2 separate regions of the Homo sapiens genome follow, and region 2 is linked to region 1. Evidence: chromatin loops called from intact Hi-C (ENCODE). Cell type or tissue: MCF 10A. All regions are shown on one strand. Each heading gives the region's core, and the rest is flanking DNA. Links, peaks and the distances in the headings are about the cores only.

Evidence for each region. A loop is a pair of places that touch in the nucleus more often than their neighbours do. Peaks named below come from ENCODE experiments on the same cell type or tissue, not always from the same donor. Only the 100,000 strongest peaks of a DNase experiment are listed, where the experiment ranks them.
Region 2: a loop joins it to region 1, with 20 times the contacts of the local background. A loop is called at or near these places in 3 of 110 quality-filtered maps.

The regions. Positions count from the first base shown.
Region 1 is chr15:92,908,069-92,923,348 of GRCh38, forward strand. All of the region lies in intron 2 of CHD2 (chromodomain helicase DNA binding protein 2), which reads left to right. Among named protein-coding and RNA genes, the nearest start is that of MIR3175, 11 kb to the left of the region's middle. RefSeq lists enhancers at 9,231-10,067, 13,414-14,613. In MCF 10A, for the core only: a CTCF peak has its summit at 10,046 (motif pointing left); a DNase peak (open chromatin) is centred at 10,013.
Region 2 is chr15:92,514,416-92,530,778 of GRCh38, forward strand. No RefSeq gene overlaps it. Among named protein-coding and RNA genes, the nearest start is that of LINC00930, 50 kb to the right of the region's middle. RefSeq lists enhancers at 3,684-4,185, 7,144-7,736. In MCF 10A, for the core only: a CTCF peak has its summit at 7,306; a DNase peak (open chromatin) is centred at 7,326.

The DNA.
Region 1 (15,280 bases), core at 7,343-12,342:
GACTACAACAGCTTCTTGTGTGAATCACAGCCCGGCTTTTGCCAGTTAGTCTGAGTAGATAACTACCCACCCCCACTCCCCCAAGCTGATAATTATTACCCTGGTTTATCCTCTGTCTCATTTCCCCTCTCAAGCTGTTAGAGAATGAATACTGAATACTGTGGTGCACTGCTCCATGGATATAAATGTAACAGCAGTAATATTTACAACCAATGTCTAATTGGCTGTAGCTTGCTTTCAGTGTTCAGTCTAAACCATAGGACTATATATTTGTCTTAGCATAATGCCGAACATGCAAGTCTGCTTAAACTATAGTCTTAAGATTTGTGTGTTTTGGGTTTCCTCTACTTCCTCTATTTCCTGTCTTTTTTGGGTTATAGGTCAGATGGGTTCTACTTTTTATTCCCATTTCAGACTGTGGAGAGCTTCTAAAAATACCAGTGTCCATCCCTGCCCCTAGGATCTAGTTAATTTTTAAAAGCTCTCTGTGTTTCAAATTTGCATGTGTTTCTGTATGTTTGCAGTATCTCCGTGTGTTTTCAAATCTTCTGATGGAGCACTTCGTGTACTTTAACCCTTGGTCTTTCCATTGCCTGTCCCATTTTTAAATTCCCTTTTTAGTCTTAATAGCTGCTTGAGTTAGGACCTCTGGAAGCAAAAGTGGGATAGGATGCTGACGGGGAATTGTAGGCTTGATGGAAGAGGATGTTTCTATATTAAATGTCATGGCAGATCCAGTTCTAGGCATACCTTTAAAATGTATACACAGGCTGGGCGTGGTAGCTCACTCCTGTAATCCCAGCAGTTTGGGAGGCCCAGGCAGGCGGATCACTTGAGGTAGGGAGTTCGAGAACAGCCTGGCCAACATGGTGAAACCCTGTCTCTACTAAAAATACAAAGATTAGCTGGACATGATGGTGGGTGCCTGTAGTCCCAGCTGCTTGGGAGGCTGAGGCCGGACAATCTCCTGAAGCTGGGAGGCGGAGGTTGCAGTTAGATGAACTGACACACCACTGCACTCCAGCCTGGGAGACAGGGTGACCAAAAAAAAAAAAAGAAAAAAGATAAAAAATGTATATGCAGGTGGGCTTTCTCCCCTCAAGATTCTGAATTCCTTGTAAGTGTCTTCTAGTCGCTTTAAGCTCTTGTGGTCGTCTCTTCCTTAGTGTACTCTCCTTACATCCTTTGGAAGTTTAGATTCTAGAATTATTTACTTGGAATGCAGTTACATTCCATTCTAAACTTCCTTTCCCTTGGGTTTATAAAAACATTGGTGGGTTGTGAATTGTGACCGACATTGAAAAAATACAAAAGAATGTGGTAATAAACTCCAGGGTGTATCCCATTTGTATGGGTTGTTTCTAAGTCTAGCAGTGCCTGCTAGCTGGTAATCTTTCACTTTGGATTTTTTGTTGTTGTTGGGACAGAGTCTCACTCTGCTGTGCTGGGATTACAGGTGTGAACCATCATACCCAGCCTCGTGGTGGTATTATAGATGCCTGAGGCTGGATAATTTGTTATTGTGGGGAGCGTCTCATACACAGTGCGGTGCTGCAATCCCAGTCTCAGGTGGGATTTTCCCACCTCTGCCTCCCAAGGAGCTGGGACCACAGGTGTGTACCACCCCACCTGTCTAATTTTTGTAGAGATGGGTTTGGACCATGTTGCCCAGGCTGGTCTCTAATTCTTGGGCTCACCTAGACCTCCGAAAGTGCTGGGATTACAGATGTGAGCCACCGTACCTGGCCTTCACTTTGGATTTTATCAGGAAGGAATATTGTACATGGTGAACATTTTGTAGAAAAATACCAAAGTAGATTTATATTTATTGAGTGCTTACTCTGGGTAAGGGACTGTTTTAAGGGTTTTACGTGTGTGTGTGTGTGTGTGTGTGTGTGTGTATGTATATATGTATATATATACACATATATACATATATATAAATTTTTTCTTTTGAGACAGGGTTTCACTCCCATCTCTCACACTGGAGTGCAGTGGTACAATTTCGGTTCACTGCAACCTCCACCCTCCAGGCTCAAGCAGTTCTCCTGCCTTAGCCTCCCTAGTAGCTGGGACTACAGGCACATGCCACTGCACTTGGCTAATTTTTTGAATTTTTTGTAGAGAGGGGGTTTCGCCACGTTTCCCAGGCTGGTGTTGAACTGGGCATGAACCACCATGCCTGGCTATATGTATATTTTATTTAATATGAAAGTCAGTATAGCAAAAATGTTAGTAACCCTCCTAAAGTTAACCAACTCACTAAATGAATGATTACATAGTCCTCTTCCTTTAAAGGCCTGTGGGTGACCTTAGGTCCTGCTGATCTTATTTATTTTTTTGAGACGGAATCTCACTGTGTTGCCTAGGTTGGAGTGCAGTGGCGCCGTCTCAGCTCATTGCAACCTCCGCCTCCCAGGTTCAAGCGATTGTTCTGCATCAGCCTCCCGAGTGGTTGGGATCACAGGCGTTTGCCACCATACACCCAGCTACTTCTTACTATTTTTAGTAGAGATGGGATTTCACCATGTCGGTCAGGCTGGTCTCAGACTCCTGACCTCAAATGATCTTGCCACCTCCGCCTCCCAAAGTGCTGGGATTACAGGGGTGAGCCACTGCGCCTGGTCCCTGCCGAGCATTTACTACCCATGCCGTTCTGTTCCTTCAGTTCCATTGTGTGCTTACCAAGGATTAGTAGATACATCTTGAATTTGTTTATGCTGGTTGTACGGTCATGTGTTGCTTAGCAATGGAGATACATTCTGAGAAGTATGTCGTTAGGTGATCTTGTAGTTGTATGAACATCTCACACAAACCTAGGTATAGCCTACTGCACACTTATGCTGTAGCCTGTTGCTCCTAGGCCACAACTGTATAGAGCATGTTACAGTACTGAATGCTGTAGGTGATTGTAATACAATGGTAAATATTTGTGTATCTAAACAGAAAAGGTACAGTTAAAATACAGTATTACAGTCTTATGGGATCACTGTTGTATATGACACCAGTCATTGACCTAAACTTCCTTATGTGGTGCATGATACTTGTAACTTTGCATTTTAATTAAATAGCAAGTCAGTAGGCGAAATGATTGTGAGAGATTGTTTCAGTGAAAACTAAGTTGAATGCTTTAGGAAGACTAAATAATAGCATGTATACTACCTCCTAAGAATCTAGAACTTGTTCTGATTGCTTTGTATGTGTTAGTTTATGTAATTCTCACCACTCCTGAGGTACATATGCTTATCGCTATTTGCTAGATGAGAAAATTGAGTCACAAGGAGAGTAGATGGTAGAATTGGGATTCAAACAGTGGCAGTTTGACTCCAGCATTGATTAAGCATCTTGTGAAAAGTTGCTGTCAAATTAATGGGTAAGAGGAAACTTAGCCGGGTGTAGTGGTTGATTCTTGTAATCCCAGCACTTTCGGAGGCTGAGGCTGGCAGATCACTTGAGGCCAGGAGTTCGAGACCAGCCTGGCCAACATGGTGAAACCCTGTGTCTACTAAAAATACAAAAATTAGCTGGATGTGGTGGTGCACTCCTGTAATACCGGCTATTAGGGAGGCTGAGGCAGAGACGCTTGAACCTGGGAGGCGGAAGTTGCAGTGAGCTCAGATCGCACCACTCCACTCTAGCCTGGGCAGCAGAGTGAGACTGTGTCCCCCCAACCCCTGCCCAAGAAAAAATCAACATCAACAAAAAAAGAGGAAACTAATGTATATGAGACTGCGGAAAATAGTAAAAATCTTGCATAATTCTGTAGTTTGCTTCTTTTTAAACACTTTGCATTTTAAAGAAGCAGACTCAAAATCACAGTGCACTGTGGGTGTGATTGATGCCAGTCACACATTCTGCTGTTCAAAAGGCCATGACTCTACATCAAAAGATTCTAGTTAAAATGTTGCCCTGAAGTGATGCTCATGGGGATAGTATAAGAAACAAATGTGCAAAGATGGGTAGATGGGAGGTACTGGAGGCCTCGGAACTTCACCTTTGTGCAGTTTGTCGTCCATTGGCACACATGAACTTTGGATTTGGCCACACGTTTTGAAGATTTGTGCTTTGCTTCAAGTTTGTTTTTTTTTGTTCGAAACTTAGTTCCCAGACAGGTTTTGCATGAGAATCACTTGGAGAATTTTAAAAGCCAAGCTCCCTGTCTGATTGGATTTGGGAGCCATGTAGTAGGTTTGAGGAATTGTCCAAAGCTCTGGGTGGGTCTGTGGCATAGCTAGGCTTGAGAACTGTTGTGTTTATCTGCCGTCTCGGGGAATAGTTCTTGAGTGTGTTGTGTGTTGACAATCTTGAGGCGGAGTCTCGCTCTGTCGCCTGGGCTGGAGTGCAGTGGCGCAGTCTCGGCTTACTGTAACCTCTGCCCCCTGGGTTCAAGTGATTCTCCTGCCTCAGCCTCCCAAGTAGCTGGGATTACAGGTGTGCACCACCGTGCCCAGTTAATTTTTGTATTTTTGTTTTGTTTTGTTTTGAGACGGAGTCTCGCTTTGTTGCCTGAGCTAGAGTGCAATGGCTCGATCTTGGCTCACTGCAGCCTCCACCTCCTGGGTTCAAGTGATTCTCCTGCCTCAGCCTTCTGAGTAGCTGGGACCACAGGTGCCCGCCACCACGCCTGGCTAATTTTTTGTATTTTTAGTAGAGACAGGGGTTTCACTATGTTGGCCAGGCTGGTCTCAAACTCCTGACCTCGTGATCCGCCAACCTTGTGATCCGCCCGCCTCGGCCTCCCAAAGTGCTGGGATTACAGGCGTGAGCCACTGCGCCAGGCCCTGACAAACTAAAATGATCAGTGTGTCTTCCATTTAGATGCAGGTTGGCATTCAAATAGAGGCAATATATGACTGGTGAATTGTAATTTCAAAGGAAAGCAGTAATGGATCAAACTCTTGCACTGTTCTCTTTCCCTTGCTTAAAAAAAAGTCTGTTCCCTCTGAATCTAGCTTTATATAGACGTTTAAATCCTTAAGTTTACTTGCTAAAAATCACCTGGGGTGCTTGTTCAACATATTCCCAGGCTTCTTGCTTGAAAGTTAAAAAATTCAGCAATTCTAGGGTTGTGTCCAAGAATCTGTATGTTGAACAGCAACCTCAGTTGATTCTTGTACTGAGGCAAGTTTGGGAATAAGGTCAGTGTGGGACGGGGTTTCGATCTTTTCTGTTCTGTTCTGCTGCTTTTTAGCTGTAGAATCTTGGGCAGGAGTGTCTGAGCCTGTTTCTTCATCTTTTAAAATAGAGTAAGGGTAGTACTTGTCTCTTAGGGAAGGAAGTTCAAATTAAATAAAATGATACTTCTAGGCAGTGGTCTTTAACTAGTGGCAGGTTTGTCCCCTTCCATTACCCTGGACATTTTTGCTTGTCACTCTGGGGGTGGGGGTGTTACTGGCCTCTAGTGGGTAGAGGCCAGAGATGCTCCCCAACATCCAAGAGTGTGTATGAGACAGCTCCCCACAATAACAAATTATCCAGCCTCAGGCATCTATAATGCCACCACTAGGCTGGGCACGGCGGTTCACGCCTGTAATCCCAGCACTTTGGGAGGCTGAGGTGGGATCCCTTGAGCTAGGAGTTCGAGACCAGCTTGGGCAATTTAGGGAGATGCCATTTCTACAAAAAATGTAAAAATTAGCCGGGTGTGGCAGTATGCACCTATAGTCCCAGCTATTTGGAAGGCTGAGGTGGGAGGATTGCTTGAGTCCAAGAGCTTGCGGCTGCAGTGAGCTGTGATCACATTACGTGCACTCCATCCTGGGCAACTGAGCAAGACCCTATCCAAAAAAAACAAAAACCCTATGATTGAGAAACCGTGCTTGCCTTGGTAAATGTTGGTTGTTAGTAATAAAGTTGAGTCCCTTTGCGGTTTCTTCTCTGGCCTGATCCAGGGACCCCTCTTACTCCCATGACGTTATGGGCATACGTTTCACATTTATTATTGGGATTGGTAATCAGATCTTTTAATCTCCTTTGAACTTTGGGAGTTGCTGAAAGCACCATATATTTTATAAAAGTCTAAAGTTTATAACCTAAACAATAGCTAACTAAAGACAAGACTCACAGGGCTGAAAGGAACTCTTGGTCAAATTGGTCCATCTGTCCTTAGGGCTTTAATGGGTGTAAATACATTGCCCGAGGTGGTTAAGTATTCTTTTGTTAATGAATTCTGGGGAGAACTCCCCTTGTAACTGCTTTTCACAGCTTGGTTATTTACAAAGACTTTTGATTTTACCTGAATAGAAAGCTTCTTTTGTCTTTTGTGTATTAGCACATTGCCAGATCCTGATTAGGTAGGTATTTGTGAAGTGCCTTAACTAATTTGTACCTTAACCAGGCTTCTTGCTAGAATACATGTTTCTCTAATGTATGCCTGGGTGCTAATAGTTTGGTGCTATGGAAACTACTTATATTTGGTTATTGGGGAGCAGAAGTAGTATGCATGATGAGGCTAAGGTGATGCCTGCCTGGCTTCAGCTGTGAATTTTAGAAATACACTGATTAAAGGTAAATTTTTTTTTCTGTCCTTACTGCTGGATTTCTTAATCTGGGAGGTACTTGATGGAATTTAGCCTTTTTATCCCTTGAAATTATAAGCAGCATTTTGTGTGCACTTTTTCTTATACATGTACCTTTTTCTGCTGTCAAAAGACAACATTTCAACACATTGAGTATAAAGATCTAATTGGATTTTATTATTGATTAACAAATTAGGTAGCACCCCATCTATAAAAAAATAGGTGCCCATTGGGCATGGTGGAACAATCGGTTTTTATAAGGTTGAGCAGGAACAGGAAAACAACATAGTACAAAAATGTGGGTTAACATCAGGTTACTTGAGGTTATTTTCCTTATAAGGGTTAAAGCAGAGGGAACTTCCTTATGCCAGCTCACACTGTCTGTCTGGGGATTTGGGTATCTTCTTTCCTGAAGGTAAGGTAAACAATTTAGAAGTTTAACATGAGTGACTCTATTTTGGTTTGGTCTGTTAGGGTCTAGGAGCTCGGTCCAAATTAGTGGCCTTCCATAGATTCTGTTTAACACTGGAAGGAGGGTCCGTAGTGTTGCGTGTGTTAGGGTGACTGCTGAGAGCACTGCTGAATCCTGGGGAGGGGCCTGCACCTTAGAACTGATCAGTTCTACAGTGTTAGAAACAGACCTCTTTTGTCAGAAATTAAGAATTCAGAAAAGTTCAAAGGATATAATTAAAGTTTTTTTTTTTTTGAGACAGAGTCTCGCTCTGTTGCCCAGGCTGGAGTGCAGTGGTGCGATCTCAGCTCACTGCAAGCTCCGCCTCCCGGGTTCACGCCATTCTGCTGCCTCAGCCTCCCGAGTAGCTGGGACTACAGGCATGTGTCACCATGCCCGGCTAACTTTTTGTATTTTTAGTAGAGACAGTGTTTCACCGTGTTAGCCAGGATGGTCTCCATCTGACCTTGTGATCTGCCTGCCTCGGCCTCCCAAAGTGCTGGGATTACAGGCGTGAGCCACCACGCCCGGCCTAATAAAGTTTTAAAATAAAAAAGTTAGACATAGCTAGGGTCACTTTTATGATTTTGGCATATAAAGAGTTGGCACTTATAAAATGTACATGGTTATGTAAATATGTTTTGTGTTTTAAAAATTTAATAGTTTTGAAATTTTCTTTTTGATATTGTGAAAGGAAAATAAATCTCGGTATCTCCAAATTACTAAGCCAAAGGGAAAAGTCAAGCTGGGAACTGTGTCAGGCAAACCTGCCTCCCATTTTTTTCCTAAATAAGATAGCTAGAAAAATAAAAATGCTACATACCTCCCTAACAATTTGCCCACAGGGAAATTCCTTGTGGACAAAGAACTCAAAGCCATCCCCTCTGTTCACCTAAGACAAATGCGTATCTGATTGCTTCCTCTGCCCTGTTGTTTTGCTAAGCCAGACTGAGGCATAAATGACTATGCCTCTACTCTCTTCTCACATGGAACTTGTGTATTCAGTGAAAGGCTAATCAAGAGACTTAAAAGAATGCAACTGTTTGTCTATTATCTACCTATGACCTGGAAGCCCCCTCCCCTGCTTCCAGTTGTCCGGCCTTTCCAGGCCAAACCAGTGTGCATCTTACACATATTGATGTCTCATGTCTCCCTAAAATGTGTGAAAACCAAGCTGTGCCCCATCACCCTGGGCACATACCATCAGGACCTCCTGAGGATGTGTCACGGGCACGTCCTTAACCTTGGCAAAATAAACTTTCTAAATTGATTGAGCTCTGTTTCAGATACTTTTGGGCTCACAGTATTTACAGACATAATTCAGCCCTAATCTAGCTGCTGCATTTAGTTGCATAGTGTGAATATTTCACATTTTACTTTTACATTTTCATAAATGGGTATATGGATTATTTAGGTTTTGTTATGAACAGAGCTCTGAATATTTATTTGCCTCGTCCTATACAAGTTTGATAATTTGTCTACGTTACATGCCCACAAATTGAATTACAGGATTCATACACTTTTTTATTTTTTTGAGTTGGAGTCTCACCCTGTTGCTCAGGCTGGAGTGCAATGGTGCAACCTCAGTTCACTGCAACCTCCAACTCCCACGTTCAAGCGATTCTCCTACCTTGGCCTCCCGAGTAACTGGGACTACAGGCGCGTGCCACCACGCCCAGCTAATTTTTGTATTTTTAGTAGAGACGGGGTTTCACCATGTGGTCCAGGATTGTCTCAGTCTCCTGACCTCCTAATCTGACCACCTCGGCCTCCCAAATTGCTGGGATTACAGGCATGAGCTACTGCTCCTGGCTGATTCGTATACATTTTAAGGGTTACTGGCTATTCTTACAATTATTTAATACTAAGAGACTTTAATTTCTGCAAAGCAGATGAGTGCAAAATAACCAGTTATAATGTTTCCCAAGTTAACAGAGGTTTAGTTATTTTTAAAAATGAGTTTATTGGCCATTTCAGTTTCTTCTCCGTAATTGCGTATCCATTTTCTTTGTGCAGTTTTTGGTTGGATTTTTGATAGGTAATTCTTCATATGTTGTGTATCTATATACTTTGTTATGTGTACATTGAAATTTTGTTTCCCAGTCCGTCTGGGAAACAAGTTACTTGTCTTTTAACCTTGTTTATAGTAATAACTTATTCTGAAGAAGCACAGGACTTGAACCAAAGGTGGAGAGTTTAAAGAACTACATCCAGTATTCTTTACCAATAAGAAATGTGTGGCCAGGCGCAGTGGCTCATGCCTGTAATCCTAGCACTTTGGGAGGCCAAGGCGGGCAGATTACCTGAGGTCCGGAGTTCAAGACCAGCCTGGCCGACATGGTGAAACCCTGTCTCTACTAAAAATACAAAACAATTAGCCAGGTGCAGTGGGGCATGCCTGTAATTCCAGCTACTCTGGAGACTGAGGCAGGAGAATCGCATGAACCCTGGAGGCGGAGGTTACGGTGAGCCGAGATCACGCCACTGCACTCCAGCCTGGGCTACAGAGCGCGACTTGGTCTCAAAAAACAAACAAGCAAAAAGAAAAAAAAGGTGTGACCAGTCAGTCTTCTTTGCTTTTCCATCTTAAGACACATAGAAGTGACTGAGAAGGAATAGTTATGCAATGACATCGGTTTAATAATCAGTTCAACTGAAGAATGTATGTAAATAAGGGCAGTGATACCTAACGCTGATAGTTGATAGTGTGGATTGCATAATTCAGACTGTGGGGTGATATCTTACACACGCACATACACACACACACTCTTGGGCTTTGTCTTCTTTATAGGTAAGGATTAGGAGAATTTTGACATATGCCTGACACAAAAGTGCTCCGTAAATATTAGCTATTGTATCACTGGCAGGAAGTTAGCCTGGAAATAAGTTTTATGGAATTCCAGTGTAGATTGCTTTGTGATTGTTTTGCCAGATTTTGCTTTCACCCACAAAAACACTAAGCTCTGCCAACCAGTTCGGCCATTTTGTAAGTTAGCAAAATAAACACTAAAGTGAAATGGCGGCTTTTGGGCGGGGCTCCCACAGGCTGGCTCCTTTTAAGTGGAATGTTGCTGTGCTGCCCTCTTGTGGCCATTTGGGAAACCGCGATTAAAAATGGAACAGTAAGTGTTAATGGCACTTCGTTTCAAAGTCCAGTTCCAAGAAGGTTAATCACTCCGTTTTTACCTACTTCAGAAAGTATTTTGAAGAGATACCAAATTCTTTTTATCCACAAGCAAAAGGAAGTGGTAAACCTTTTTCTCATCAGCATTTATTTTTGATTGGAATCTGAATTCCCAGTTTTGACTTGTTTTTTTATCTGTGTGTTGTATTTTCCTTTTAATTATTTGTTAAGTAAAAAATTATAAAAGTTGTTTGCAATTTAGATGTTGAATAATTTTCAGATAGTTGTTTTTCGTGAAGATTCTGTATATATGTTGGATAGTCATTCCTGAAAATCCAATGTTTAATTGCCCTGTAACTAGTAAGCCACTGGTAGTCAGCTAATTTTATTACTTTGTTATTTAGGTGAAGGCTTAAAGGACTCCACTCACTAACTCAGTTTGACCCTTTCTATTAGTCTTGTGGGCTTTCTGCCTCCTCTACTAAACCAGCACTAAAGCTACAGCTTAGTACTAATAGTATTTACTATTATAATTATTAGGTATTAATGGCAATTCTACATAGTCTTTTAGGAAATGTCGTTTTTTTAAGGGAATAATATGAATATATATATACGTATATATACACATGTACGCTATATATACACACATATATACACATATACATATATATACATACACACATATATATACATACATATATATATATATTTTTTGAGACAGAGTTTTGCTGTTGATGCTTGGGCTGGAGTGCAGTGGTGTGATCTCGGCTCACTGAAACGTCCACCTCCTGAGTTCAAGCGATTCTCCTGCCTCAGCCTCCAAAGTAGCTGGGATTACAGGTGCATGCCACCATACCTGGCTAATTGTTTTTTTAGTACAGGCTGGGTTTCACCGTGTTGGCCAGGCTGGTCTTGAACTCCTGACCTCAGGTGTTCCACCCGCCTGGGCCTCCCAGAGTGCTGGGATTACAGGCTTGAGCCACCATGCTCGGCCCATAATTACACTTTTTTTTTTTTTGAGACGGAGTCTGGCTGTGTCATCCAGGCTGGAGTGCAGTGGCACGATCTCATTTTCCATTTCCAGTTTATTTAGTGATTATTCCTCTTACGAGAAGTATGAAAATTAAGTAATGACTTTGTTAAGGCTTTTTTTTTTCTTCTTTAAGCAGTTCCCCTCATTAGTACTTGTATTCAGTCTTACATCTGATTCTGGTTCCAAAAACAATTTAAAAACACTTTTTTTTTTTTGGAGACGGAGTCTTGCTTTGTTGCCCAGGCTGGAGTGCAATGGCACGATTGCGGCTCACTGCAACCTCTGCCTCCTGGGTTCAAGTGATTCTTCTGCCTCAGCCTCCCGAGTAGCTGGGACTACAGGCACACTACCATGCCCAGCTAATTTTTTGTATTTGTAGTAGAGATGGGGTTTCACCGTGTTAGCCAGGATGGTCTCCCATCTCCTGACCTCATGATCTTCCCATCTCAGCCTCCCAAAGTGTTGGGATTACAGGCGTGAGCCACCGCGCCTGGCCTAAAAACACTTTTTAAAAACACTCATTCAAATCTTTGCTGGTTTTGTGTAGGGTGGGATGTACTTGCCGCCCTTGGTTTGGATTTGGCTCTCATGATTAGACTTACTTTAGACAATTAACTAGTTTAGACATTAAAAATACTTAAGGTATATAATGAAGTGCTGTGAATTCACTATTAAGCTTCACTACTAAGTTTCAGTCATAAAATGTCACTAGTATCATTCCCTGAGAGCATCTGCCTCCCTCAACCCCTAAAGGCAAATATAGTTGTGAACTTGGTGTTAATCTTTTCTTGGGTTTGATTTTCATTGTTGTTATTTTTGAAATTACACAAGTAATCCATGGAACTCACAAGTATACTTCAAATAACCCATCCCTAACAGAGTAAACCAGTGTTAGCAATGTGGTGATTAAAATGCATTTATACACATAGATATATGCTGACAGAAAAACGGCTTTTTTTTTTCCCCAGAAGGTATTGTTGTGTGCATTGTTACATTTCTAGGAATCACTCTCCTACACAAACTCAAAAACACATAGCTGCACAAGAAGATACGTAGAAAGAAAGATATTTATGGTTACAGTCAACAGTTTCCAAATACAAATACTCTACTCAGAAATATGGAAAGTGTATCAGAGATATTTGCAACTTATTGATTAAGTGAAAAATCTGAAAATAACCTAAATGTACCGTTAATAGGGGAATGTTATATAAAATGTAGTGAATTTATAGTATAAACCAGTTCAAAGGGAATGAGATGGGCATCCATATAGACATATCCTGATGCGGGCATTGGCATTCCATTACATCCTATCTGCAGTGCTTCCCACTTTTCAACACAGAACACTATAAACATTTCTAGTTGGGCTGTTCTAGTTATCTTCAGTAAACTAATGCTGCCTTTTGTGGGTCTCTAGTTGGTAAAGATTTTCAGTCTTTTTGTTGCTGTTGGAGTTTTCTGTTTCCTAGTAGTGTGTAGACCTGTTGTCTGTGACAGTTTTATTGGTGGTGATTGCCAAAACATGATTCTATTCTTAAACTTTTGTCTGGAGTTAAACATTATAGTAGTTGAAAAACTAAATACGTTATTTCAAAGGGGAGGCAAATTGCACATTCTAGCAAATGAATGTGCAATTGAATCCTTCTCTAATATACCAGGCACAAAGAACATCAAAGGAGATATGCTTAGTTTGCAAGTTTATTGGGGAGGTTGACAAGCGGCCAGATTACTCGATAGTATGGGACAAGTGGAGGCAAGGTAGTGTAGATGTTAACAGCTGCCGGAGCTTTGGAGTGAGTCTTTCTAGGTCAGCATGTGTGTCATTGCTAAAAGTATAGAGAGCCAGCAGGGCATGGTAATTGAAGCTCAGACTTGAGATGTGGCTGCCTGTTTTCCATCTCGGTGGTGGTAACTGCTGTGACATATGTCAGTATTGTGGAAGTATCTGATAGGTATTGAGCTTAGGATAGGAGACCAAAGGATGTTTTCTGGGAGAAGGTGATACCTAAGCCCACAAAATTAGAGAGGTATTTAATTTGCTGTGTCCGCAGTGGGTGCAGGAGCTAGAGGGGAGCAATGCTAGGTCTAGAGTCTGGAGCAGTGGGGGTGAGGGAAGAAATGATTAAGTCATGTGCCTTGAGAAATTGTCAGAGGCCAGGTTTTATAGGGCATGCTGAAATTGGATGTTATCAGTGACCAGAAGACCCGGATGCCTGGGAGGTGAACAAGCCTTCAGCTGCCTTTGCTATGGGAATACAGTTTCCAGGTACTGCCTTGCCTAACATCCCTTTCAAGTAGACTGCCCTTTCTATTAAATAAATCCCTTCCTTACTTACAAGGAAATTCTGGAGCTGTCTCTGTACCTGTCTGTCCATGAACAAATAGTGGAGGCAAAACTAATAAATTCCAGCTAGTGTCATGGATTGTGGGGTAACGACTCACTAATGGGTGTTAGCTGGGGAGAATTTTGTGTTAGAAGGGGAATCTCAGCTTGGATGTGATATGCTCAGATTTCCTGTTTGGGTAGGGCTTTGGCATTTATAGGGCACTGCTTTCATAGCTGCCATTAGATGTTCTTATGACACTACTGGTAGATGTCACATAGGTTGACACAAGTTAAAAGATGACACAGGCCTGAGGTGAGCTAGGACTGAAATGGAAGCTGCGATGCCAGAGCCCACAGCTTTTAAGTGTTCCTATCACTATCCAGCTCTCCTCTTCCTTTTTTCTTTCCTGTTGACAACCTGCCTGGTCACAGGTATAAAGTAAATGACTCAGATGCTTTAGTCACCTGGACTAGTCAGCTTGGACTGTGCAAGGGGTTAAGGAGTCAGTAATTGTAATGAGGTCTTGAAACTGTTGAGTCACTTGTTACAAGGAAGCCTGTTTTGGGACCTTGTGTAACAGGGATAAGAGTTAATAATGTTTTCTGAGTCTCTAATCTTTTGGCCCCCTATGGTAAAATAGAAAGAAATGAGCTTTAGATCCACACTTGGATTGGAATCCCGGCCCCTCACCCTCTTCCTCAATTTCTAGTTTTGTCCATTGGCCAAGTTACATAAAAGAGGTCAGTTTTTTTCGTCATTCATATGGTGATAATAATGCCTAATAGTATTGTCCTTGGGAATAAGCAAAATAATACATATAAAGTACTTAGCCTAGTGTCTGATACCTGTTAGGTGATCAGGAAGTTACATGGTTTTTCTCATCTTTCCCCACTTCCCAGTATTGAGAACCTCCCCTCGACCCCTGCTCTCCCATTTTTTCTCATTGCTTCCTCATGGTAACTGAAAGGCCTCCGTATTGTAATGTGCTGTGGATCGCATGGTGTTATTTGCAGCAGTCCCAGTTTGCAGTGTACTGCCCTGTGCACCTCTAGAAGATGCAGTGATGGTAAATATAGAACTTCCCCTTACCCTTTCAGGTTTTGTGCCACGTGTCTTATCTCCTGGCTTCTGAACTCAGGGACTTTTCTGTTAATGTTACTGTAGGTTCTGGGTTTTTCCTTGCCCCCCTCAGAGCAAAGATGGGTAGTTTTTAAGCAAGAGTAAACAGTCCACCTCTTGCTGTAGAGTCCATCCGTTTGAGGTCTTTTTGCTTCAGAGTATCTTCCCCTCTACCAGCATGCCCCTCAGTTGCTTTTTCACCATTAGAGGAAGATGAGGATATTGTTTTCTCTGTGCTTGAGATTGATACTCTATCACCCCTCAGTCTCTGTGGTTTCTGTTTTGTTCCTTTAGATGACATCTACCTACTTAGGTTGCTGCTCCCTATGGGATGTTTGGAATGAAGAAGGGAAGGGAGATGTGTGGAGGCCAGTAGCCGTCTTTATTGGGTTGGGTGTTCTCATTAGCATCAGAGTGCCCTTTTTGTTTACTTACTTCTGTTAAGTCTACCACTTCTGGATCTCACTGCAGATTATAAGGCAGGGCCTCTGGATTGAAGTTAATGTGTATAAATTTTTATAAAGCTCCTCAGATGAGCCTAATTTGCTCCTATTAGTGAGAACCACGATTGGATAATTGCAACCAGTTTGCATTCTTCCTCTTTGGGTGAGATGCTTTGTTTTTTTTGTTTTTGTTTTTTGGAGACAGGGTCTCACTGTGACACCCAGGCTGGAGTACAGTGGCGTAATCATGGCTCACTGCATCCTCGAC
Region 2 (16,363 bases), core at 5,168-10,167, 400 kb before region 1:
CTCTACTCCCTCCTTGGTGACCGATCATGCACCCCTTACCATCTCATTAAAACCTAATCACCCTTACCCCGCTCAATGCCAATATCCCATCCCACAGCATGCTTTAAAAGAATTAAAGCCTGTTATCACTCACCTGTTACAGCATGGCCTTTTAAAGCCTATAAACTCTCCTTACAATTCCCCCATTTTACCTGTCCTAGAACCAAACAAGCCTTACAGGTTAGTTCAGGATCTGCGCCTTATCAACGAAATTGTTTTGCCTATCCACCCAGTGGTGTCAAACCCATATACTCTCCTATCCTCAATACCTCCCTCCAGAATCCATTATTCTGTTCTAGATCTCAAACATGCTTTCTTTACTATTCCTTTGCACCCTTCATCCCAGCCTCTCTTCGCTTTCACTTGGACTGACCCTGACACCCATCAGGCTCAGCAAATTACCTGGACTGTACTGCCGCCAAGCTTCACAGACAGCCTCCATTACTTCAGTCAAGCCCAAATTTCTTTCTCATCTGTTACCTATCTCAGCGTAATTCTCATAAAAACACATGTGCTCTCCCTGCTGATCATGTCCAGCTGATCTCTCAAACCCCAACGCCATCTACAAAACAACTCCTTTCCTTCCTAGGCATGGTTAGATACTTTTGACTTTAGATAACTGGTTTTGCCATCCTAACAAAACCGTTATATAAACTCACAAAAAGAAAGCTAGCTGACCCCATACATCATAAATCCTTTCCCCAATCATCTGTTCCTTGAAGACAGCTTTAGAGGCTGCCCCCACCCTAGCTCTCCCTGACTCATCCCGACCCTTTTCGTTACCCACAGCTGAAGTGCAGGGCTGTGCAGTCAGAATTCTTACACAAGGACCAGGATCGCGTCCTGTAGCCTTTTTGTCCAAACAACTTGACCTTACTGTTTCAGGCTAGCCATCACATCTCCGTGCAGTGGCTGCTGCCGCCCTAATACTTTAGAGGCCTTTAAAATCACAAACTATGCTCAACTCACCCTCTACAGTTCTCATAACTTCCAAAGTCTATTTTCTTCCTCACACCTGACACATATACTTTCTGCTCCCCGGCTCCTTCAGCTGTACTCACTCTTTGTTAAGTCTCCCACAATTACCATTATTCCTGGCCGGGACTTCAATCCGGCCTCCCACATTATTCCTGATACCACACCTGACCCCCATGACTGTATCTCTCTGATCCACCTGACATTCATCCCATTTCCCCATATTTCCTCCTTTCCTGTTCCTCACCCTGATCACACTTGGTTTATTGATGGCAGTTCCACCAGGCCTAATGGCCACACAGCAGCAAAGGCAGGCTATGCTATAGTACAAGCCACTAGCCCACCTCTTAGAACCTCTCATTTCCTTTCCATTGTGGAAATCTATCCTCAAGGAAATAACTTCTCAGTGTTCCATCTGCTATTCTACTACTTCTCAGGGATTATTCAGGCCCCCTCCCTTCCCTACACATCAAGCTCAGAGATTTGCCCCCAACCAGAACTGGCAAATTGGCTTTATTCAACATGCCCTGAGTCAGAAAACAAAAATACCTCTTAGTCTAAGTAGATATTTTCACTGGATAAGTAAAGGCCTTTCCTACAGGGTCTGAGAAGGCCACCACAGTCATTTCTTCCCTTCTGTCAGACATAATTCCTCTGTTTAGCCTTCCCACCTCTATACAGTCTGATAATGGACCAGCCTTTATTAGTCAAATCAGCCAAGCAGTTTTTCAGGCTCTTGGTATTCAGTGAAGCCTTTATATATCCCTTACAGTCCTCAGTGTTCAGGAAAAGTAGAACGGACTAAAGGTCTTTTAAAAACACACCTCACCAAGCTCAGCCACCAACTTAAAAAGGAATGGACAATACTTTTACCACTTTCCCTTCTCAGAATTCAGGCCTGTCCTCAGAATGCTACAGGGTACAGCCCATTTGAGCTCCTGTATGGACGCTCCTTTTTTTATTAAGACCCAATCTCATTCCAGACACCAGACCAACTTGGACTGTGCCCCAAAAAAACTTGTCATCCCTACTATCTTCTGTCTAGTCATACTCCTATTCACCATTCTCAACTACTCATACATGCCCTGCTTTTGTTTACACTGCCAGTTTACACTGTTTCTCCAAGCCATCACAGCTGATATCTCCTGGTGCTATCCCCAAACTGCCACTCTTAACTCTTGAAGTAAATAAATAATCTTTGCTGACAGGACTATGCTGAATCTCCTTAGGCACTCTCTAATTAGATGTCCTAGGTCCTCCCAATTCTTAGACCTTTAATACCTGTTTTTCTCCTTCTCTTATTCTGTTTAGTTTTTCAATTCATACAAAACCGTATCCAGGCCATCACCAATGATTCTAAATGACAAATATTTCTTCTAACAGTCCCACAATATCACCCCTTACCACAAAATCTTCCTTCAGCTTAATCTCTCCCACTCTAGGTTCCCACACCGCCCCTAATCCCAGTCGAAGTGGCCCTGAGAAACATCGCCCATTATCTCTCCATACCATCTCCCAAAATTTTTGCCATCCCAACACTTTACCACTATTTTGTTTTATTTTTCTTATTAATATAAGAAGACAGGAATGTCAGGCCTCTGAGCCCAAGCTAAGCCATCATGTCCCCTGTGACCTGCATGTACACATCCAGATGGCCTGTTCCTGCCTTAACTGATGACATTCCACCATAAAAGAAGTGAAAATGGCCTGTTCCTGCCTTAACTGATGACATTATCTTGTGAAATTCCTTCTCCTGGCTCATCCTGGCTCAAAAGCTCCCCTACTGAGCACTTTGTGACCCCCACTCCTGCCCGTCAGAGAACAACCCCCCTTTGACTGTAATTTTCCTTTACCTACCCAAATCTTATAAAATGGCCCCACCCGTATCTCCCTTCACTGACTTTTCGGACTCAGCCTGCCTGCACCCAGGTGAAATAAACAGCCTTGTTGCTCACACAAAGCCTGTTTGGTGGTCTCTTCACACGGACGCGCATGAAAGTTAAGGCCAGAAATGAAATAAGTGCCCTGTGATTGCAAGATCACAGGTTTTCCTCATAGAAAAGGAGAGTCTAGTTTTGTTAAGTTTAGATGTAGAGGTTTAAGAAATCCATTTTCATAAACTGAAAAACTGAGTTTTATAAACTGTTCTACTTCTGAAACATTATATCCAATGGGTGCATAGAGAGATAGATACATACATACATACATATATAGATACATAGATACATGATAGAGATACATAGATAGATAACATAAACACACACACACATATTTGTTAATATTTTTAAACAAAATATGAGAACACACTAAGCATACTATTCTACAAATTGCTTCTTTCAATTCATCAAGCATCATGAGCTCTTTGACCAGTTATTTACCTAGTATTTCATCATCTGAATTATATATATCATTGATTTGAAGATAATTGCCCTGCCTGCTGAGTCTCCTCTTCCAAGCAAACATCTCCAACTCCTTCTATGGCACACACCTAGACTCCTGTTGGCTTTACTCTGGAAAGTTCCAGCTTGTCACTGTCCCTCTTAAAGTGTATTGGCAGGGGATGTATCAGCTTCAGCCATGGGAAGTGAGCACAGGCAGTTGAGAGGGTGATTTTCCATGGTGTAGCACTCAGCGAAAGGCACTGGCAAGATGTGGCCCTCAACTCAACCTTCTGAAGTGCCACTTGAAAGTCTCGTGGCACTGACAATAATTCAAAGGCACTGTCTTTTGACCATGCATTCTGATCAACCCCACCCAAGACTGGCCTTCTAATCCAGACTTAACTCTTTCTCAACCAAAATAAAACTTCTGGCTCTAGATGCTCATCTGTAGTCTGACTCCCAGAATTCTTCCAGTGCAGCTTGTAACAAGGTTCCACCTCAGGTGGTAGCGTCCCTTCTCAAGAAAAAGGAAAAGAAGCCCATTGGTAAGGATGGGACTTATGTAATGTTTGTAGTGCCAAGAAAAGGGGTGTTTTCAATCCCAGCTTGACTCCTTTCCATTCCCACCCTGGCTTCATGGGACATCAGAAAAAGGCCTCGAATGCACATTTGTGTCCAAGCCAGCCTGTAAGTCCAAGCTCCGTTCATACAAAGAACCTCTCTCCCTAAAGTGACCTCCCCTTGGCCATCCCTCTGACCTCAGAGTGCACAGCCTGACCTCTCAGGCCCTGAAAACAGGTGGGGTCCATTTGGGCAAATAATTCCTGAATCCTGACAGCCAGGTTGTGGTCTAGAAGAGAGGGTGGACGTGCTAGGTGGGCAGGGGCTCAGCTGGAGGAGGGGGATCTCCAGCACCAAGCCCAGGTCAGAGACCTGGCTCTCCTGCTGTAAGAGAGTCCTGCACAGCATGGCCTATGGCAGCTGGGCACCTGCAATGAGAATGGCTCCCGGGAGCAGTGACTCTTCGGTGGAAGGACGGGCAGAAACTTGCTCATTTTAGGCAGGAGAGAATATTATGAGCAAAGGAATGATGGTAAAAGAGAAGTGAGGGAATGTTAGGTGCTGCCAGTAATTCTGTACAAAGCACAAGGATGAATGTAACTGGTGGGGATGAGGGAAGGGGAGAGAGAGCAATGGGCAGGAGTGTGAAGGGCAAAGGCCATACCAGGCCAGAGAGGCTGGGCTTGGATTCTTGGAAAGCAATGGGGAACTACACATAATTTATGCCGGGGGAGAGTGTGATTGGATTTGTATTCTAAAGAGGCAGCACTCTGCCATCAGGGGAAGTGATGGAATAGAAAACCAATGAGAACAAAGGATAATGGCTGGGAAGATCTAGCCTGTGGAAAGTAGATGCTGTAGGGGACAGGAGGAGAAATCAGGGGTCTCAGAGCAGGCAAGAGGCAGCCTGGGGAGGACATGCCACAGAGATTATTTCAGACCTCAGTTGCATAGGAGGAAACTGCAAAGTTACTTAACCTCCCTGAGCCTCAGTTTCTCTGCTCTTTAAAATAGCATAGAAACTTACTGAGAGAATTTAAATGAGTGCTAATATGAATATAAATTGCCCAGACAGGCCTGAATCATAGGAAATGCTCAGAAAAGGAAAGCTCCCCATAGATTTTTTGGGGAGTTTGCACAGAGAGCAAATAGAATGCAGCAAAGAAAGCCTGGAAAGAAAAGTACCAGTTATTTCATAATCTTGCCAAGATCCTTTGAGCAAAAAGGGAACCAAAGAAGGAAATAGAAAAACAGGTTGGAGTGTTTTTGTTTGTTTTTGTTTTGTTTTTTTTTTTTTGGACAAGCCTTGCGGGGCACTGGGGGGGCTTCTTTGACAAGTACCCTAAAACCTGATGGCAACAAAATGGGAGCAGTTGTAATTCATTAAGAGCACACTGTTGCGAGGCTTGGGAGAACCACCCAACCTCCAGTGGCCGGCCCACCCACCCCCATCAAGAGGCACACTTTCAGGACACTGAAGTACACCACATTCTTGGAGTTTCTCCAGACTAGCTTCTGATGAAGCTGTTCCCCCAGGAATGATCACAGTGAGTCTCAGATTCCTGTGAACAAAGGAGCCAGTAACTCCCCATGACCACAACAAGTAAAACAAAGACAGCTTCAAAGATGGCACCGAGAACTGGGAACAGCAATACAGGCAGGAGTTGGAGAGGATTTCTATTGAAATCCAATGACTGAGCTAAACTATTGATCCATTTTTCTTCTAAGCCTCTACTCACAGAATGCATTCATTTAAAAATAACATTTATAAATATAGGCCAGGTGCGGTGTCTCACGCCTGTAATCCCAGCACATTGGGAGACCAAGGTGGGCAGATCACCTGAGGTCAGGAGCTTGAGACCAGCCTGGCCAACATGGTGAAACCCCATCTCTACTAAAAACACAATGATTAGCCAGATATGGTGGCGCATGCCTGTAATCCCAGCTACTCAGGAGGCTGAGGCAGGAGAATCACTTGAGCCTGGGAGGCGGAAGTTGCAGTGAGCTGAGATTGCACCACTGCACTCCAGCCTGGGCGACAGAGCCAGACTCCATCTGAAAATAAATAAATAAAATTTTTAAAAATAACTTTTATAGATACAGATGCTAGATAGTAAAATCTCATTAAATGAAAACCATTTGACCATGAATCTGTGGCCATTTAATTTGGACTAATTTAAAATTTACTTTTAACCTATGGGAACAGGGCTTCTCCACCAATTTAACCCTGTAATTAGGATGCCAAGAGATTTGGAAAACCACCTCGCACAGGTGCTTCTTCCTTGCCATTTATATCACACTTTTTCTTTTTCACTCGTGGGGTGATATTCAAAGCAAAGTTAACTTAAAGGTATAACCCTCCACTGTCACTCAATCTAGAAATAAAGTCCCTTTCTCTGTTGAGTTTAATGTCTCTTTATTTGCCATGGCAAGAATGGCAAACACATAGCACACACCCTACCCTCCATCTCACCCAAGCCCTCTGCAGGCATGACTAGCTGATCAGAGTAAGGATCCTTCTTAATCCAGTACTTCAAAAGAAGGAAGAGATTCCAAGCATTCCTTCCTCTCAGATAATAAATTTGATGTCCTCCTTCCAAGGAGAAAACATCTATTCTGTGCCCAAGGGCCTAAGAACTGAGGTTACTTACCCAGTGGAAATAGCTTATCCATTTCAGGAAGAACTGACAAAACAGGTGGTAAGATAAGGCTTCCTGTTCCCTCACTCATTTACCAAGAAGGTGGTTAATATTAGCAGAAAAATGGTTTGGCAGACTGAACACTGAATGAAGGTCTCCTTGGACACTTGGCATGTCCCTAGGCTAGAGCAGTGATATGGCTTAGCTCTGTGTCCCCACCCAAATCTCATCTGAAATTGCAATCCCCATATGTCAAGGGAGGGACCTGGTGGGAGGTGATTGGATCACGGGGGGCAGTTTCCCCCATGCTGTTATAGTGATAGTGAGTAAGTTCTCACAAGATCTGATGGTTTAAAAGTGTGGCACTTCCCCTCCACCCCTCTTTCTCTCTCCTGCCATCATGTAAGACCTGTCTTGCTTCCCCTTCACCTTTTACCATGATGATTGTAAGTTTCCTGAGGCCTCCCCAGCCACGCAGAACTGTGAGTCAAAACTCTTTTCTTTGTAAATAACCCAGGCTCAGGTAGTTCTTTATAACAGTGTGAACATGGACTAATATAATCAGTGATCTAAGAAGGGGTAGAGGAGAGCAGAGTAATACAAAATGACAAAGGGAAGTCGGGGAGAAGGATTCCCAGACTGTAACCATAATAGGTCTGTTGCCTGATATGCATGGCAAGTAAATACCATGGCAATACCATGGCCAGACACCAGGTTGCAGCAGAGAAAGAGGTTTAACCGCAGGGCCTCCGAATGAGGAGCTGTGAGTAAACCTCCAATCCATCTCCCCGTGGAGTTTGGGGTTAGGATTTTTAAGTGTTTTGGAGTGGCCGGAAGTGTGGAGATAGGTCCACGAACTGTGATTGGTTGAAGAGTACAGGATGAAGTCACGGGACAGGGAGATGAAGAAGCTCTATTCTCATGCTGATTCCACTCCTCTATGGGGTCTTCAAACTAGTTGGTGTCAGCTATTTCACTGGAATTCTGGATCTCAAAACACATCTTAAGCAATTCTTATGCAAAAGCCTTATGAATGTAAGATCAGAAATCCTATTTATCTAAAACAAGTCTTATGATTCTAGTCTCAGAAATCCTGTCTATAGGAACAACAGGGAAGCAAATGGTCAGTATCTAGTTACAAGCAAGTGGGTCAAATTGCAGCCTGATTCGAGCTTAATTATAAATATATTTCTGTCTGGAATTCTTGTTAACCCTATGAGGATAGCTTCAGGATGGTTATTCAATGAGAGCCAGCCTAGTGTAGGGGTTAAGCACATATCTCTGAGTTCAAATCCTGCCTCTGTTACACTATGTGCCCTTGGGTACATTATGTACCCTCTCTTCACCTTGGTTTCCTCATCTGTAAAATGGAAATAATAATACCTGTGTCATAGTATTGTTGTGAAAATTAAATGTGATCATCTATGAAGAGTTTCTAGCGTATACTACATACTCAAATGTTACTTTTTTTTTTTTTTTTTTTGAGATGGAGTCTCCCTCTGTTGCCCAGGCTAGAGTTCAGTGGCGTGATCTCGGCTCACTGCAAGCTCCGCCTCCCGAGTTCATGCCATTCTCCTGCCTCAGCCTCCTGAGTAGCTGGGACTACAGGCGCCTGCCGCCATGCCCGGCTAATTATTTATTTATTTATTTATTTATTTATTTTGTATTTTTTAGTAGAGACGGGGTTTCACCGTGTTAGCCAGGATGGTCTCGATCTCCTGACCTCGTGATCTGCCCGCCTCGGCCTCCCAAAGTGCTGGGATTACAGGCGTGAGCCACCGCGCCTGGCCGAATGTTACATTATTGTTGTTATAATTCCTGTTATCAGACAGGATGCTGTTGGAGTAGGTAGCACAAAATTCAGATAAAGGCATTGATGATCCTGCATTGAGTCCAGAGGTAGGATGTTCCAGGCACAGCTGGTTAAATCACAGCTATTTTTCATCATTCTGTTCTGAATCTCCAGGTCAGCAATTGTTTCCCCACCAGTAGAGCTGGCTTCACAACTCTAGATGTCATGTAGCCTCTAGCAAAGAAAGGGGAGGAGGCATTTCTAGCAAAGGAGACAGGAGGTGGCTGTTGGGGATGGAGTCAGTAGTGCATGATAACTCAGACTGGATTTATGGAGAAAAGAAAGACATATTGTGTGCACACAGACACACATACAGACTCCACTCATGTATGTTTGGCTAACAGGCCATATCTAGATGCATTCCAGACATCATGGAACATAGTAGAAAGGTCACACCAGGGGACCACCCACCTTGTACTGGGGCATTTCAAATGGTCTTATCTCTACCTAGGCCTCTCCATTGGATATCAAAGCCTTTGGCTGGGTTTAAACAGGTTAATAGGCTTTTGAGTAATTAGTGCTTTGAGGAAGCCGTAGGCTTTGATTCGTCAAATGCTGTGGCCTGTTCACTGTAAGCAGAATTTAATCTGTGAGCTACATCATGTGAAAATAAAGCTGCCTAAAACCAAATACATTCAAATTGTGATGATAGTAATGCAAGCAGGCAGGCTTTTCTTGCATGGCTTGTGAAGTGGTTCTGAAGCAGAGGAGTTCCAGAAATCTTTTAAGCAACAGTGGTTTGAAGAAGATGACATCCATTTGGAGAGATGTACTGATATATGAAATCCCCCAGTTTAGGAATAAGACCTAGGTGTAACTCCTGGCTCCCACCTTTGTGTAACCTAGGACATGTTTTTTTCACTTCCCTGAAACTCAGTTTCGTGGTCTTTAAAATGAACACGATAATACCTACTTTGGAGATTTAACAGGAGAGTAAGTTAGGTGAAAAGTTAAACTGCCTGGCCTAGTAGCTGGCACTGGGAAAGTGTTCATGTAGTGGATTCAACAGTGACCCCTGAAAGATATGTCCACTGAGAACCTGTGAATATGACCTTATTTGGAAAAAGGGTCTTTGCAGATGTAATTAAGTTGAGGATCTTGAGATGAGATTATCCTGGGTTGTCCCGATGGACCCTAAATTCAATGACAAGTGTTCTTTTAAGAGAAAGGCAAGGAAAGATGCATAAAGAAATGTTGACCTGTTTTTTCTCTACTAGTGTGGATAATTTGTTATTCTTTGAGCTCATCTGTGTTTTCCAATTTTCTACAATAAACTTGGTTTACTCGTGGAAAACACACACACACAAAAGAGGAGGCCATGTGACCCCAGAGGCAGTGAACGTTATATCCCTACTGTCTCCAGCAATAAGCACAGCACACGTTAGGCATTCATTTATTTCTTTTGTTTTTTTCTTTGTTTTGGTTTTTTAGTTGATTGGCAAAGCCAGTAACTGGTTCCAAGAACGAGTTAATATGATACTGCATGAGTCAGGACAGGCTTCCAAGCCACCTCCGTGTTTCAGTGACTTAAAATAACAAAGGACTATTTCTCACTAATGCTACCTGCCCAAGCAGGGTTGGGGATGAGGAGAGTTGGCTCCACGTCATCCTCACTCTGAGACCCAAAGGACAGGGGCTATACCTTCCCATTATTTTGGCTTCTCCCATAAGCCTGTTGGGTATGCAGAAAAGTGGGGGCTAAGGGACCCAGCATCAGCATTTAATGCTATGCCTGTCAAGTTACTTCTGCTGCATACAATGACCGGAACCACTGACATGGGAAATTCCAAGGCTCGATGAACCAGAATTAGAGGAGAGCTAGATATTGGGGAATATTAGAAATTCTACCACAGATATGGGTGCAATGGTCTCTTTGTGTCCACATTACAAACATCACAGAGAATCCAGTATGAATTGAAGAAGAATGAAATGATCACAGGCCTGGGAGCCTTCTATCTGGTTGTTACAACCTAAATGTTGGTCCTGACCCATCCAACTCCACAATGTGGCTGCTATGGATTATAAGAAAGCACTATACATTATTGTCATTTTGTTTTTCTTTTTCTAGACAACCACTCCCCCCAACCACCAAGATTCATGGGAATTCAGGCCCCAAGAGCCCATTAACCTTAGAGGCTCCACAGGGTCCAGTCTAAAGAGCCCAGATCAATGAGATCAAGCAAACAGTTTCTCAGAAGTCTATAACAAAAAGCAGACAGCTGGCAGCCAGCGTGAGACACCAAGATTTGTCTTTGTGGACGGCTGGCAGGGGCCTGGGGGAGATGTCATTTTTTAACAGGCCTCAGAATAAAATGGATTTTTTACCTGCTGAAGGAGCTACCAGTTAGCAGACATTGCTCTTCCAGGAAAACAAATACACAGCTGGGATACTCATTTTTCTTCCATTATTAAATATTGTTGGCTTGGTTTTAAAAGATTTCAAATACGGCGGCTCTTTAAAATTCCCTGCCTGCCTCCCTTTCTTCCTCCCCTTCTTGTCTCCCTGCCCTTTGATGGAGTTTCAGCGCCCACATGCATGGCAACAACCGCTATTTCATCTTAAATTTCTATAGCAGAAAATGTAGGTCACTGATCTTAGAAGTGGCCTAGTTTCCTGGCTCTAAATAGAAATCTTTCCCCAGGTTGCGGCTTTTTTCTAGGTTAATGTCTAATAAAAGTATAACCTACTTAGCCAGGCCAAACAAACTGAGTTCTGACCTCCCGTCCACCCAGCTGCTGAATGGTTTTGCAGCTTTAGGATCGTCCAAGGCCACAGCTATCCTCAAAAAGCAGCTTGAGGGCCAGAACATGCCTCTGAGGTCACAGGTGGCAGAGCCTAAGAAGGAGAATGTGGCAGCTCTCACTCCACCTGGCAAAGCAAAGGTCCCGGGGGAACTAAGATGTGTTAGTTGCTCACCCACGCTGAGCACTTCTGTACATCTTCACATTTCATTTTGTCCGGGTTAGCTCAAGGTCGTTCTCCTTCCCCCTGCCTTTCCTTCCTCCCTTCCTTCCCCCTTCTTTCCTCCCTTTCCTTCCTTCCTTCCTTGCCTTTCTTATTTCCTTCCTTCCTTTTCTTTCTTCCTCCCTCTCTTCCTCCCTCCCTTTCCTCCTGCCCTTCCTTCCTTTTTCCCTCCATCCCTCCTTCCTTCCTTCTTCCCCTTCCTTCCTTTCTTCTTTCTTTCCTTCTTTTCTTTCTTCCTTCTTTTCTTTCTTTCTTCCTTTCTTTCTTCATTCTTTCCTTCCTTCCTCCCATCCTTCCTCCCTTCCTTCCTTCCTTTCTTTCTTTCTTCCTTTCTTTCTTCATTCTTTCCTTCCTTCCTCCCTTCATTCCTTCCTTTCTCTTTCTCTCTTTCTTCTTTCTTCTATTTTTAATGCACAAGTAAACCAAGTTTATTGTAGAAAATTGGAAAACACAGATGAGCTCAAAGAATAACAAATTATCCACACTACTAGAGAAAAAACAGGTCAACATTTCTTTATGCATCTTTCCAGGTATTTGGCTATATGTATATACTGACAATGACTTATGTTGAACAAAGTTTGGATCATAATAGTCTGTGGTCTAGTTTGCTCCCTTAACCTATACTGTCACGCTTTTTTCTGGTCAATTTATGTATATGTGTGTGCATATGTAACCTTGAGAATTTTTTTTAAGAATTTTTAATTTAATTTTTTTCTTCAACTTTTATTTTAAATTCCTGGGTACATGTGTAGGATATGCAAGTTTGTTACGTAGGTAAACATGTGCTATTGTGGTTTGCTGCACAGATCAACCCATCATCTAGGTATTAAGCCCAGCATGCATTAGCTATTCTTCCTGATGCTCTAACTTCTGCCAACCCCACCCCCAACAGGCCACAGTGTGTGTTGTTCCCCCCGCCATGCACTCATGTGTTCTCATCGTTCAGCTCCACTTATAAGTGAGAACATGTGGTATTTGGTTTTCTGTTCCTGTGTTAGTTTGCTGAGGATGACAGCTTCCAGCTCCATCCTTGTCCCTGAAAAGGACATGATCTTGTTCTTTTTTATGGCTGCATAGTATTCCATGGTATATATGTGCCACATTTTCTTTATCCAGTCTATCGCTGATGGGCATTTGGTTTGATTCTATATCTTTGCTACTATGAATACCACTGCAAAGATATGCATGCATTTATCTTTGTAATAGAATGATTTATATTCCTTTGGATATGTAGCCAGTAATGGGATTGCTGGGTCAAATGGTACTTCTGCTTCTAGATCTTTGAGGAATTGCCACACTGTCTTCCACAATGGTTGGACTGATTTACATTACCTTGGGATGTTTTTCTAAAATAACAAAATTATATAAAATAAATTGTAACCTGAAAGAGATAGCTCATCATTTTTTAAAGATTGTTTCATTTAGGGTTTTATAAAACAGCCAGGCAGGCAGCTAGTGGAACTTAGCCTGGGTGAGTGCCAGGTACATGGTGTTTTTTATAGTAAACATGAGGTCAGCCTCCTCAGCAGGGAGCACTGCAGGAGAAACTGGCTCTCCTGCTGTTTCCAGTACCAGCTGGAGGTGGTGTGAGGGCATCTGGTGAACTTGTGTCCTTGCCTCTCCCCACTCTTCCACCCACCTGAAGTCCCTCTGTGACTCTGCAGCCTTGCTGGATGGACGATCACTTTTCTGCAGCCCCCTTAACATGGAAACCAAAGCCCATGCGTGGGTCACATGTTCCAAAAGTTCCAGCCCACTAGTGCCTGGTCTCTGTGTGCACACCCAGCCACTGCTGCTCCCTTCTCTGCACTTCAGACGGAGGCCCGTTTCTTATCCAGCAACTCCAGACCAAACAAGAAGACTCCATTGCTTCCCACTCCTTCACCTCTGAAGTCCTAACCCCTAGCAAGTTTTTCCTTCCTCGGGTAGGCGCCCTTAGTCACAGGGAGCCGTGACAAATTTGCTTATAAGTTACTCCTTTGTCATAACCATTCTTTATATTAGACTTTCTCTCTTTGATCTGCTGTGTAGTTTCTGTCTCCTGATTGGACCTGGACTGCCACAGTCAGGCTCCTGACTCAGCTCTCTAACATTAGAGTTGCATGTGGCAAGCCACACGGCCCAAATTGGGCCCATTTATACCAAATGGTGGTGGACCCAGACTTCATCTGCCCCAGCAAAATCTTACCTCCCACTCACAGTGCTCTGAAGGACACCCTGTAGGCCCCTCCTGGGCCAGCTCCTGGGTCACTGTGCAGCCCAGGGCCCCTCCTCCTGCACTTGCTCTCCAACTGCAGACTCAGCCTACCACAAAAACAGGTTCCTTGGCCCCTGACCTTTACATCTTGCTCAAAAGTGCTCATACTGGCTGGGCGCAGTGGCTCACACCTATAATCCCAGCACTTTAGGAGGCCAAGGCAGGCAGATCACTTGAGGTTAGGAGTTTGAGACCAGCCTGGCCAACATAGCAAAACCCCATCTCTATTAAAAATACGAAAAATGAGGCTGCGGCAGGAGAATCACTTGAACCTGGGAGGTGGAGGTTGCAGTGAGCCGAGATCACGCCACTGCACTCCAGCCTGGGCAACAGAGCAAGACCCCTTAAAAAAAAAAAAGGACTCACACCATCATCTCACCTCCTTCCATGACTTCTTGAACTTTAGTGGCTCAGCCCTAGTCATCACTCCCGAAACAGCCTCCTGGATATCTCTGAATTTGACCCAAACTACAGCTGTGCAAGGAAAAGCAGGAGCTCTTCTCCTCCATTTAACATATGAGGAAACTGAGGTTCCAAGTTTCAATGCTGATTCACATGGAGAACAAATGGCATTTCCCAGAAGTGAATCTTCTGATGTCTAGCCCAGGGTACTGCTAACACATCACTGAATTTCTCTCTCTTATTGGGTGAGAAAAGCTTGTTTCTACACAGCTATAGGTGATCTAAAGTCACCTGGAGGGTTTGAACCTCAGTCTAAACAGGGCCTCCACATTTGGCTGCACAGGTTAAGCCCTGTTCAGCTGAGAGCTTCTGTAGGAGCTGAAATTCAGCCTGTGCCCTTCATGGTAAGCCACACACTGAACATAGGGCTGAATCAGCCCAGGGAAATGCATCATCTTGGCACTTGACCACCCATAAGAGGCATTTTTATGAAGTTTCCACAACCACATGGAACTATACTAGCAGCTGAGGTAGCCCAGGTTCAACGCCATTTGAGGGTATCCCTAGCTTTGGCTTTGGGCAGTGTAGACTCAACATTCTATGGGACTCCTGGGCAAGGTACCTGATGGGTGGGTGGCAAAACAGAGGGAAAAGAAGAGAAGTCCTTGCTATCAACCTAAGTCATTTGTTCCTACAAACATCCCTGATTCATGCTACATTCTGTCTGTCTCTCAGACATCTGTCCTTCCAAGTGCTCATGGATACACCCCTCTTGCTGGTATCTAATGCTGTTGGCCCTGCAACTTTCTGTACTCCTTTCAAGCCAAGTTTGGGAGCACTGGAATCCCTCTGGTCCTCCCTGTGCCAGTGGAGCATGGACATCTCCCTAAAGCTGCATATCTTCATGGGCTCTGTGCAACCATTCCCCCTCCAACCTCTCTGGCTGTTATAGTTTGGACTTGTGTCCTCACCCAAATCTCATGTTGAATTTTAATCCCCAATGTTGGAGGTGGGACGTGATGGGAGGTGATTAGATCACAGGGATGGTTTCTTATGAATGGGTGATATGGTTTGGCTGTGTCCCCAACCAAATCTCATCTTGAATTTCCATGTGTTGTGGGAGGGACCAGTGGGAGGTAATTGAATCATGGGGGTGGATCTTTCCCATGCTGTTCTCATGACAGTGAATAAGTCTCACGAGATCTGATGGTTTTAAAAAGAGGAGTTCCCCTACACAAACTCTCTCTCTCTCTTTGCATGCTGCCATCCATGTAAGAAGTGACTTGCTCCTCCTTGCCTTCTGTCATGATTGTTAGACCTCCCCAGCCACATGGAACTGTAAGTCCATTAAACCTCTCTTTCTTTTGTAAATTGCCCAGTATGTCTTTATCAGCAGAGTGAAAATGAACTAATACATTAAGTTAGTACCAGTAAAGAGTGGCATTGAAGAAAAGATACCCGAAAATGTGTAAGTGACTTTGGAACTGAGTAACAGGCAGAAGTTTGGAACACTTTGGAAGGCTCAGAAGAAGAAAGGAAAACGTGGGAAAATTTGGAGCTTCCTAGAGACTTGTTGGATGGCTTTGACAAAAATGCTGATAGTGATATGGACAATAAGGTCCAGGCTGTGGTGGTCTCAGATGGAAATAAGGAACTTGTTGGGAGCTAAAGCAAAGGTGACTTCTGTTATGTTTTAGCGAAGAGACTGGTGGCATTTTGCCCCTGCCCTAGAGATTTGTGAAACTTTGAACTTGAGAAAAATGATTTAGGGTGTCTGGCCAAAGAAATTTCTAAGCAGGTGCTTCCATGCTTCTTGTACAGCCCATGGAACAATGAGCCAATTAAACCTCTTTTCTTTATACATCACCCAGTCTCAGGTTATTTCTTTATAGCAATGCGAGAACTGGCTAACATACTGCTTCCTCAGCAGGAAGAAGGGCACAGGAGCAGGATCCCTAGACAATCTGGATTTCCCTTCATCTCTCCTTCCTTCCCTGAGCCCAACCACATATTCTCTAGACTAGGTAGGATAAGCCTTACTCTTTCTTATCTTCCTCCAAAACGCTTTGTTCACTAGCAGGCTTTCACTATGGGCTTCAGCTTTGGGAGGCTAAAATCCAGGGAGTTCCTCTTTATCTGGCTTTAAACCCTGTCCACACCCCTGGGGCAAAAGACCCAGAAAGGTCTGGCCACCTCAGTGGTGGAAAGAGTTAAGAAGAGATACAAGGAGGGTAAAAAACATAAAGCTTGGGAGTTCAGAAATATTATCACACTGCACAGTTTTACTGAAGT